2 separate regions of the Homo sapiens genome follow, and region 1 is linked to region 2. A link is a loop called in an ENCODE intact Hi-C map of the cell type or tissue named here. Cell type or tissue: endothelial cell of umbilical vein. All regions are shown on one strand. Links, peaks and the distances in the headings refer to the core of each region. The heading gives the core; the rest is flanking DNA. Region 1 overlaps ABCA4 (ATP binding cassette subfamily A member 4). Region 2 overlaps ABCA4 (ATP binding cassette subfamily A member 4).

Region 1 (5,378 bases), core at 152-5,151, 52 kb after region 2:
CTATCTATAGGTCTAGGTCTATGTAGGTATAGTTTTCTAAAAGCTCCTAATTTTTACTTATGAAATTATTTGACTTTGAACAACTTATTTAATGATTTATCTGGTATGAATTTTAAGCAATCATTGTGAATACTTAGAAGTGTTTGTAAAGTGGAAAAACCTGAACTGCAAACAGGCTTTGGAATTTAAGATTTTATGAATATAGTAAATCCTCACTTAATTCATCCACAGGTTATTGGAAACTTCAACTAAGTGAAATGGCTATAATGAAACCAATTTTACCACAGGCTAATTGATATAAACCAGAATTAAGTTTCTTTCTTTTCTATTTTTTTTTTTTTTTGAGATGGAGTGTCACACTGTCGCCTAGGTGGGAGTGCAGTGGCACGATCTCTGCTCACTGCTCCGCCTCCCGGGTTCAAGTGATTCTCCTGCTTCAGCCACCCAAGTAGCTGGGACTACAGGTGCCCACCACATCTGGCTAATTTTTGTATTTTTTAGTAGAGACAGGGTTTTACCATGTTGGCCAGGCTGATCTTGAACTCCGGACCTCAAGTGATGCGTCTGCCTCGGCCTCCCAAAATGCTGGGATTATAGGTGTGAGCCACTGCACTTGGCCCAAAATTAAGTTTCTATAGCTTGTTTCTGGTTACAATAAATCACCAAACTTCAAAATAAAGACTAAAATACTTCTAATATTAAATATTGAAATACATGTGAACTATACATACATTTTCAAAGATTAATTAAAAAGTAAGATAATTATTCACCCAATTATTTCAGTTCAGAGTCATGGGTGGCTGGATTCCATCCCAGCAGCTCAGGGCACAAGGTAGGAATCTAACCTGGACAGGATGCCCTCCCATGGCAGGGGCACTCACTCCCACACCCACACTCACTCACGTTGGAATCATGCAGACACACCGTTTCCACTAATGGGCACATCTTGGGGATGTGGGGGAAACAGGAGTACCTGGAGCTAACCCAAGCAGACATGGGAAAGATGTGCAAACCCCACGCTGACAGTGGCCCTGGCCAGGAATCAGTTTTGTTTTCTCTCATCAACGGTATGATAAAACAGTGTTGAATGAAACTCAAGGGCTTGTTTTAACTAAATTTAACAATGAAGTTGAATAAAATTACCTTCCTTAAATATTCATTTAATATTCATTCATTATAATTCTAAAGTTTTTTCATTTTCTTTTGGAGCCAATTAAAAAAAAAAAAAAACTTCAAATCTCAAATAGTTTTGTAGGCTTCTGTAAAGCCTGCAGTCCTTAGCCACTAGTCCTATCACTTTGAGGACTAATGGATCAAAATGACCAACCCACCCTGTCTCACCCCATTCTCACTCTACCCCTACTGGCCAGAGTCAACTCATTTCAAACTACCTCACCTTCTCCAGAAAGCCTTCTTCCCCCATCACCATGCTCTTCCAGCTTTCCTTCCCTAGGGATTAGGTGCCCCTCCTAGCTATTCCTGTCTTTCTCAGTGCATTTATTTACCACTTTTATTTTGGTTTGCTGTTATTTTTTAATGTATCTATCTCTCCACTAGACTGTAAACTCATTAAGCATAGGAATAGGTTTTATTTTGTTTGTCTTTTATCTTCTGGGCATGGTACACAGTAGGTGCTCAATAATACGTGTTGTGGTAATTAATGAGTAAATAAACTATAACAGAGTAGGAAAGAGACTGTGTCTGTTGAGGTTTTAGGTTCCATGAGGGCTATATATAGCAGTCATCATGGTGACTTACAGGGAGGGAGCAGTCAGTTTCACCTGGGGACGGGGAAGTGACACTTGAGCTGAGGTTTGTAAAGAGACAAACTGATGACTGTGAGAGTGAGGACAGTGTCTGTCAGTAAAAGGGGAGGGCCCAGGAATTCCAGGTGGAGAAAGGAACGTGAAGAGAGTCAGCAAGAAAGAGTGACTAGAGAGACAGCCAGATAAGAGCAAGACTAGGAATTTGGGGGAAAGGGAACAGAGAAACAATAGCTTGAGATGTATTTTTGTGTGGTTAATACCCTTTTTTCCATCTTGTTAATAATTTAATAATATTCCTTCACCAAATAGTTACTAAGCTCCAGTTACGTGCCTGGTGCTACAGCTACAATTTCCTTCCCAGCTCTTTTTAGTGGGAATGGTAAATGATGAGGGTCCGGTCCTCACACCTTACATCTCTGAATACTGCCTAGTCCCGAGGGAGCCCTCCATATGTACCTGTTCACAGTTGCCTGACTGAGGTTGCCATAAATTATAAAATAACTTTCCCAGGGCTCTCCTCTTCTTTTGGTTCCCCCTTCCCTATTATCTGTTCAAATTCACATGAATTGTTTCTGTCAAAGAACCGGAAGAGACTGTAAGTTTAGTTGGAATGGAACTGAGAAACTATTTCTGGAAAAAAAAGTCACAGATCAAAATGGCAAACATCATCTCACACACACACACACACACACACACACACACACACACACACACACACAATTTCCTATGCCAAATAAGTTCTCTTAATTTTCCAAGTAACAAATAACTCTTCCATGTCACACATCACAACTGACAGCACTGCCAGCCGAAGTTCAAGGTCAGACTAGACCTCTAAGGAAGATAAGGCTGTGAAGGGATCTGCCTCTACTAACTGAGGTCAGTCTAAGGGGCCTTTAGGCCTTGATCCTGTGCTTAAGAAATTGATATAAGGTCCTAGGCAGCAGCCAAGATGATTCCGGCCCTAAGAGGTCTCTGCTTGGGTTGTCTGGGATCAAAACCATGTCTCTCCCTTGGGACTGTGTAATATTTTTTTCTTAAGGTAGAACAGACATGTTTATCACCTCCTAAAAAGTCTTGTTGGCATAGTATTTCTGATGCTTTGGATCAAATGTGTTCATCAAACAGATGTCACCCAACCGCACATGAAATGTCTTAAGCATTGAATGTTTTGTTGTTTTACTTTCTGTGATTCAAAGAAGACAATCTGGAAACAGTATTAATTTCTAAGTTGAGGATATACCTAACACAAGGGTAAATAAGTAGCCTCAGGTTCAATGTGTCTTTTTGGGGCAGACATGGCCTCTGCAGGCTATGGAAGGTTCTGAAGGGAGGGATGAGCTGCAGTCTTGAAGGCATGCAGACCAGAGGTGAAAAGCAGTTGAAGCAGTGGACAGAAGTGTGTGCTGCTGTGTTCAGTCCTGGGCTGAGCTACAGGAAACCCACATTTATCCGGGAGGGAAGTTGTTGCTAGGCAACTGGGAGAATGTGGATTTGAAGCATGTTTCTTGCAAACTGACAGTTGTTAAGCATCAAATGAAAAGGGAGGAAGCGGGCTTCAGTGGTGAGGGGGCAACCAGGAGGGGACACCCTGAGTGCTAGGAAATGCGTCATCAGTGGAGAATTCAGACTCAATCACTGGGGGGTTGGGGGACATGTCAAACGGTCTCTACCAGGAGGTCACAGAGACATGCAGTCTCCCAGAATGAGAGGGAACTGAGTGTCTCAACTAGAGGGTGGGCTCTTGGGTATGTGAACAGACAAGTTATGAGACTCTTTGGCTCAACAGAAACTAGGTCTTTTTCTGTCCGTCCCAGTATCTGTGGTTAATGAAAGCAAAACTGAGCTTGGAATCTAGAGGCAGCCAAAAGGTCACTCCATGAGACAGACCTTCTCCTAGTCTGGGGGGGTCTGAAGAAGGAGAAATGGGGAGCAAAGGGCCTCTCAAAAGAGGCTGTGCTTTTATAAGAGCAAAATGCTTTTTGTTCAAAGTGTTTTTCCATCTCTTCTCTAATGTGAATTTCATTACTATTTCATGAGCTGTGTAGGACAAGTCTTATTTTCTCGATTTTACGGATGGGAGGCTAAGATTTCCTTTAAATGGCAGCAAGTTAGGAGCCAACATAGAGCCAGGGCCCAGTCTCTCAGCCACTAAGAGATGCCTGTATGCCCCAGCAGCTGCCCAGGCCTGTGGTCCTCACGCCATTGGATCCTGTGCTCAGGGGCAGGGAGGATGCTGAAGGGGGCAGGGAGGATGCTGAATACTTCATAAACAGAGTTAAGGAAGAATCGGTGTATATTGAGACCGCTTACTAAAGAATGCATATTAGTGGTAGGTAGAAAAACATTTTAATGTAAAGGCTATTAACCTGGGGTCTGGCTTCAGCTGCTCCATGAGCCCCATCCTGTGTGTCCCTGTGAACTTAGTTTTCTTTAGGGAACAGGTCTAGAGCTGTAGTCAGATTCTCGAAGGTAATCCTAACCCATAAGAAAGGTTAAGAGCTACTGTTCTGTAGAGATAAAACATATCAGAAGCCAAAACCTTTCTTAAAACCAACTGACCCTGGAGAGAACCTGACGCCTCACACATTGGTGCACACATTGTAGGCGCCTAGTGCGTATTTACTGAACAAAGGCCAGGACCCCAGGACTCATTATCCTCAATGGCAGCCTTCCCAGGGGCCTGCTCTTGTCTTAAGTGACTTCAGTTTTGACTTCTCAGTATTTCTTTCTTTGTAAATCCATAAAAGAACATCTGATCTGTCATGAAAATAAGCCCTGGCCTACTGCCTGCCTGGAGCTGAAAAGACATCAAGGCAGGCAAGTGACAATCCAGCCAGTAGGCTCAATGTGCACGAAGGGGCCTCTCTTCTATTTCATTTTTATTTCTTCTTTGTTGAAATCCATTCACCCAGAGGATATTTTGATGGTAATAGGTAAAGATTTTTGTAGATGCAGGCAGAAAAAATACTAATGCTATAAATCAAATATATTTGCTGTGGCTTGAATATTTTCATAAAACCCCCCAAAAACAACAACAAAAACCTTCCTGATTTAGTTTTGTTTCCTCCCAACAGCCCTGCTGTTCCCTGGTACTGGCACTCAGGAATCACTCCTTTCTCTTCTCCCCTTCCCAAAACCCTTATGGAGAAGTGGGAGAAATTGGAAAGAATGAGGAAGTCATGACATCAAGTCATTAGTGGGACCTCACTGTAAAATCCTGTAGCTGTGGGGGCTTTCCCAGACACTTGACGTAGCAATATCCACCCGAAAGTTGAAATGCATAGGTGAAGTTTAACAATCTGCAACCAATGACCCAGGAGAGCAGCAACTGTGGCAACTCTCACTGGGTAGGGGGCGGTCCACCCACGCTTCTCCCCAGTGACTCAGGAATTCAGGGAGCCAGAGCCAAGAATGAAACAGGACATTGATGGGCGCATGTAGTCAGAACCCCAAGATTGGGCCCTTTTCTTCCTGGAACTCAACGTCCAGCCACCCCGTAGTCAAAGAGACACGGATAAAATGCAATCAGAAAAGTAAAAATGACAACAGAGCAGTGGTTGGGGGACAGAAAAGAAAGCTGAATCATGCCACACTGGAAGCATTTTCAAAGGA
Region 2 (5,333 bases), core at 1-5,000:
GATGGCTTTTTGCTTTTACAAAACTTTGCTCTAATGTTAGACTTTTTCAAAGAACCGCCACTTCTGGCACTTGACAGAAACCAGCTGGAATCTCTACTTTACCTCTTCCAGGGGAGTGTCAGAAATTCCAAAACTGCTGAGACCAAGGTCAGCCAGCGTCTCCTCCAGCTCTCTGAAAAGGCTGGCATATGCTCTGTGCTTGAAGTTCTTATTTGGAAGAAGGAAGATAAGTTCTTGACCAATGCACTCCACCAGCTTTGCCTCTGGAACATGGTGGAGAACTACATCCATCAGCTCATTTACATCCCCTAGGACAAGAAAAAAGACTGATGCCAGCTCTGTTTTCCAGAAACTGGAAGACTGTGAGGTTACCCAGATTTCCTACTTCTCTCCACTTCCCCTTTGAAGAAGAGGTATTTTGTATCTCGGCAGTGACTCTTTCAGAGGACTGATGCTCCATCAAGTCTGCTTTTAGCTTAGTTGGCCCTGAGATCATCATTGAGAGGCAGAGGGAAACGGAAGCAAAGTCCTCCCGACTAGCTAGCTGTGCAACCTGGGGGCGGAGGTTGGTGGGGGGGTCATGCAACTTTCCTGTGCCAGTTCCTCCTCTGTTCAACGAAATGCTCTGTCCCCTCAAACTATGTTATGTTGGGTGGGTCACATTAGACTTTCCTCATCTGTGAAAAGGGGAAAATACTGGTATCCACTTCATTGTTGTTTTTGAGGACTGGATGAGTCAAACTACACAAAGCAGTTAGAGAAATACCTGGCACATAGGTGAGTGCTGGCTGCTATTATTATCCTTTACATCATCTCGGTAAGAAATCTCTTACTCATGGTTGTTTTTCATTCTCATTCACTGAAAACTTGAGGGCTAAGTCAAAGTTGTTTTCATTTTTCTGGTCTGTCACCAGCTATGGGGGACTTGCCCAAGACACAAACCTGGAACCGGTGACCAAGCTGAGTGAGAAGTACCTTCCCTAAATCACACACACATGCCTACTCTAACTTCTCAGAAGATTGCACAGTTTCTCTTGGGATTGCACCTGCCTCCACAAACAAAACTGAATCCTCAGGTCACAGGAAATGCAGAGGGGGGGTTGAGAAGCCATGGAGAGAGGCTGGGGGAGAGGGTAGGATATGCGGTGCGTATCATAGACTGTGAACAAGTGTCAGGTATCAACTGTTTATCTGACACATGTATACAGTCAGAATTGAATTTTATGTACAAATGTGTATTACTTTAAAATTAAAAATCTAACTGTGAAAACCTCACTTGCATGCACTTGAAGAGAGAGTTCTCTCGCACATTGTCTTGAGAGGCAGGTCAAAGGGAGAGGGATTCCAGGACTCAAAACATGACTCTTCAGAAAGCAGCTCTCAGAGTTGTGGACACCCAGTAGGTTCTTTTCTTTTTTTGTTGTTTAAAAAATGATCCATATGAAGGGATTTCATGGTTTTCAACCAAAATCCTTCTGCCTAGCCGGATTGGAAGTCTTGCTTTATGTCAAATCTGCAAGTTGGACTTGATTGTCTTTAGCTCTGAGATGACTTCATACGGAGGCTGGAGAGTCCTTTACGTTAAGGAAGCAGCTCTGCCCTAATAGCTCTCCAGGGGTCATATTCATTGTTCTTTTAGGAAGGAAATTGAACCCAAAGCTGCTGGATTCCCAGGAATTGTGTCTTAGGCATGTGTCAGCCTTTCCAGAAGTAGCTCTGTAGGTCAGCAGGGCTTTGGGCATCTGGGAGGGAGGTCTGTGAGTGTGTGTGTGGTATGTGGGTGTGTTTAAGTGAAAAGACTTTCAAGGAGCTAACTGGGGATTCAAATGATTTTCCCTTTCTTATTTGGGGCATAACTATTTAGTGCATTTCCCACCATTCACAGCATCCCGATTCTATACAAAGAAAACCTTTATTTAGAAATAAAGTAATTTAAAAAAAAGAATCATTCAGCCATGCAGGCCCTGTTTCCAATCTGATTTTGGCAAATCACAGTAACTTAACATATTAGTATCAATTTAAAACAAATATAAACTTCTTGACCAAGGTTCAGAGAGCAGGGAGATAGGTACCCACAGCAAGGCAGGCTAGGAGAAAGACCCAGAGATGTCATCCTAAAAAGATGTTTTCTGTTCATCACAGGGTCTCTCAGTGTAAAGAGAGGGCAGGTGCATGAACAGTGATGATGCCTCTCTGAGCATGTTCCCTCCAGTTGTAATGATCAGACAACGCAAATATTGCCCGGTTCTCTTGCTTCACCAGATTTCAGTTAGTAAATTCTTAACATTTGAAAAAGTTTGTGCTAAATAGAAAAATATGCCTTTTCTTTGATAAGCAGATACTTTCCCCATTCATTAACCTGCATCAGTACGTAAGTTTAGTTTTGCTCCTGTGTGGGAATACGCTTCTCACACATTCTCTCACATAGAGAGGGGATAGCCTCTCCACTGCAGCTCCTTGGAGATGGGGGCACCCCTGAGAGCTTCAGTGCATCCTAATTAAAGGGAGAATCACTGGGAAATTGGGAAGCTGAGGGGAGAATCAGGAGTATAACAGGGGTGTATGCTATTTCCAGACTTGCCATCCACATGTGCAATCTCTGACTCCACGAATTCACTGGAAGAGCCGTGCATCACCATGCTTCCACTAGAGGGCGCCACGGCACACATGTAGAAGAAGCTCTCCCCAGACACTAAGGAATGTGGCCTGGAGCCAGGGCAGGGGGACCCCAGGAATGATGGCTTACTAAGGGTAAGAGCACAGAGTGTATTCCTCATTAAAGGGAGAGGGCCTTTAGGTGCATGACTTTTAAAATCCCTTTGGGAATGAAGGAAGAAGGAAGAGGAGAAAGAAGCTCAAAGCAAAAGAACAACTGTGTGACCTGCAGAAGTACCCAGTGTTCTCTTTGCTCCCATTAAAATGCATCACAACAGGACACACCCAGCAATACTGGGAGATGGCTGCCAGACGGAACCCAAGTATGGCCCGTCCAGTCCTTACCATCCAGGACTTGTTCTGGAGTTAGGTCATCGACGTGGGCTGGACACGTGGTGGAGAAACCCTTAGACGAGCAGCTGCAGGTCCCCTGCAACAGATGGATGGGATGACTGACAAGATGCACATCCCTTCCATGACAGCCTCTCCCTGATGCCAGCTGCTGTCACCGCCCGCTTTATTTATTTCTCACTGCCAAGTGTAGTCAACACATTTTTTTCTTCACTGTTTAATCTGTTAATTCATCTGAGCATTTTGAGGGTGTAGTCGCTTGATTTTATCCTAGAGAGTGTGTGAGTCACACACAGAGAGGAGCAGAACCTCCAAGGGTCCCTTTGGCTTGTCATCAATTATGTGGCAGCTGTAGGTTCTGCCTGTGGGAGACATTCTGTGCCTCCCTCCCCGTGGATGGACATAGGAAACCCCAGCGGCAGCCAGACACTTAAACCAGAGGCATAAATAATGCTGCCATATCATAATCATGACCATTTGAATGTGAGCAATGCCTGTTCTTAAGAAGCCCAGAGCACATTTATAATACTTTATCTCACTTATCTTCACATCCCTAAGAAATAGAAGCAGAGGTCATTAGCTTCATGTTCCATGTGAAGAAGAAAAAAATACTAAAAAAAAGGAGGAATTAAATAATTTGCCTAGGATGACACAGTTTGTTCACTTCGCAGCACAGACATAAAACTGGGTCTCCTGATGTGCTGAAGTGGTCTCTGCTGGTTGGTACTTTTTGCCTTCATCATTTTTATGTTATAGCACCCAAGGAGGCCTCTTCTTAGTTTTCACTTACCACTGAAATTCAGGTTTAATTAGGGAATATTAATGTTGAAATGAAGCTCAACCAATTGCTCTTAAAACAGCCTAACCTTACAGAATAAGACACTCACTTCTATGTTGCACCAAACCGCACCAAACTGGTGTGTAATCTGGCATGTAATACTTGCAGACCATTTAAAGCTAGTTGTTTCATTTTGGCTAAAGCATCTCTGTAGGAGGAGGCTTCAGAATGTGTTCATCGAAATCTTCTGCAAATGGTCCCAGAACAAAGACACTGATTCTGGTGGCGAGAGCCTGTGTGAGTAGCCATGTCTGGAGTGGCAGCCCCGTGCTGTGTGCTCCTTCTCACCCAGGCCAGGGTCCTTCCCTGGGCAGACACCTACCTCACTGCCTTTCCTTTGGCTCTGGATGTTTTTCATCTTGCGCACCAAGGTTAAGTACAAGCCTGTGCCAAAGCAGTTCTTCAGGAAGAGTGGGGTGCCTGAGCAGTAGAGCCTTCCCTGGGCAATGATGGCAATGCGGTCCCCAAGGAGGTCGGCCTCGTCCATGTGGTGAGTGGACATGATGATGGTTCTGCCTGCAAGGTAGGGGCCAGGGCAATCACCAGGCCTGCCCTGGGTTGGGCATTGTTGGTAAAGGGTGTACAGCAATTTCCTGGCTATATAGTTGCAAAAATCAGGAGTTAACTAAAAAAAAAAACCCAAGGGAACTAATTCAGCAGCAAATTCCAGCATATTAGGACAATAATAACTAACATTTCATAGCTTCCTACATACTGTAAAGCATTGCCACACACAGTGTCTCTGTATCCAGCATAGGATCTGATTCAAATAAATCTCTATATTAGGGGCTCATGTATTATGGTCAGCATCTAGGGAGTTTCATATGTACATTTTCTGGATCATTAAGCTCTGGATTTATACTCTTCATAAAGAACACACACGTGCATACTCTCACTAACTGGAGATGTCATTAACAGAAAACAGCAGGCCGGGCACGGTGGCTCATGCCTGTAATCCCAGCACTTTGGGAGGACAAGGCGGGAGGATCACCTGAGGTCGGGAGATCGAGACCATCCTGGCTAACACGGTGAAACCCCGTCTCTACTAAAAATACAAAAACAATTAGCTAGGCGTGGTGGCGGGCACCTGTAGTCCCAGCTACTCAGGAGGCTGAGGCAGGAGAATGGCTCGAACCCAGGAGGCGGAGCTTGCAGTGAGTGGAGATTGCGCCACTGCACTCCAGCCTGCGCGACAGAGCGAGATTCTGTCTCAAAAAAAAAAAAAAAAAAAAAAGAAAAGAAAGAAAGAAAATAGCAATGAGGATTTCAGGATGACAAACCCTCAGAGAAAGGCACGGGGCAACGCTGTGTGAGTAGAGCAAGGGGGAAAGCTCTGGCTTGACCACGGGGTTGAACCGTGCTGTTACCTCTATGGGCACTCAGCTCTGCTTGCTGTCTCTTCTGATCTGAGCCCCTTGTCTGAGAGGTGCCATGACAGAGGAGCCACTTCCATCTGTGGCCACCCTCTGGAGCACTGAATGCCCAGCAG

The links. Hi-C counts contacts between places; a loop is a spot of excess contacts. Peaks named below come from ENCODE experiments on the same cell type or tissue, not always from the same donor. Only the 100,000 strongest peaks of a DNase experiment are listed, where the experiment ranks them.
Region 1: a loop joins it to region 2, with 5 times the contacts of the local background. A loop is called at or near these places in 4 of 110 quality-filtered maps.

The regions. Positions count from the first base shown.
Region 1 is chr1:94,089,143-94,094,520 of GRCh38, forward strand. The region is part of intron 6 of ABCA4 (ATP binding cassette subfamily A member 4); the gene reads right to left. Among named protein-coding and RNA genes, the nearest start is that of ABCA4, 29 kb to the right of the region's middle. RefSeq lists an enhancer at 4,128-4,680. In endothelial cell of umbilical vein, for the core only: no CTCF peak of the experiment used is centred there; DNase peaks (open chromatin) are centred at 2,539 and 3,259; H3K27ac peaks cover 3,480 bases.
Region 2 is chr1:94,037,043-94,042,375 of GRCh38, forward strand. It overlaps ABCA4 (ATP binding cassette subfamily A member 4), which reads right to left. Exons shown (of 50, transcript NM_000350.3): 23 at 4,167-4,360; 24 at 3,001-3,085; 25 at 103-308. Among named protein-coding and RNA genes, the nearest start is that of ABCA4, 81 kb to the right of the region's middle. RefSeq lists an enhancer at 1-789. In endothelial cell of umbilical vein, for the core only: a CTCF peak has its summit at 2,636 (motif pointing right); DNase peaks (open chromatin) are centred at 1,659 and 2,679; H3K27ac peaks cover 3,365 bases.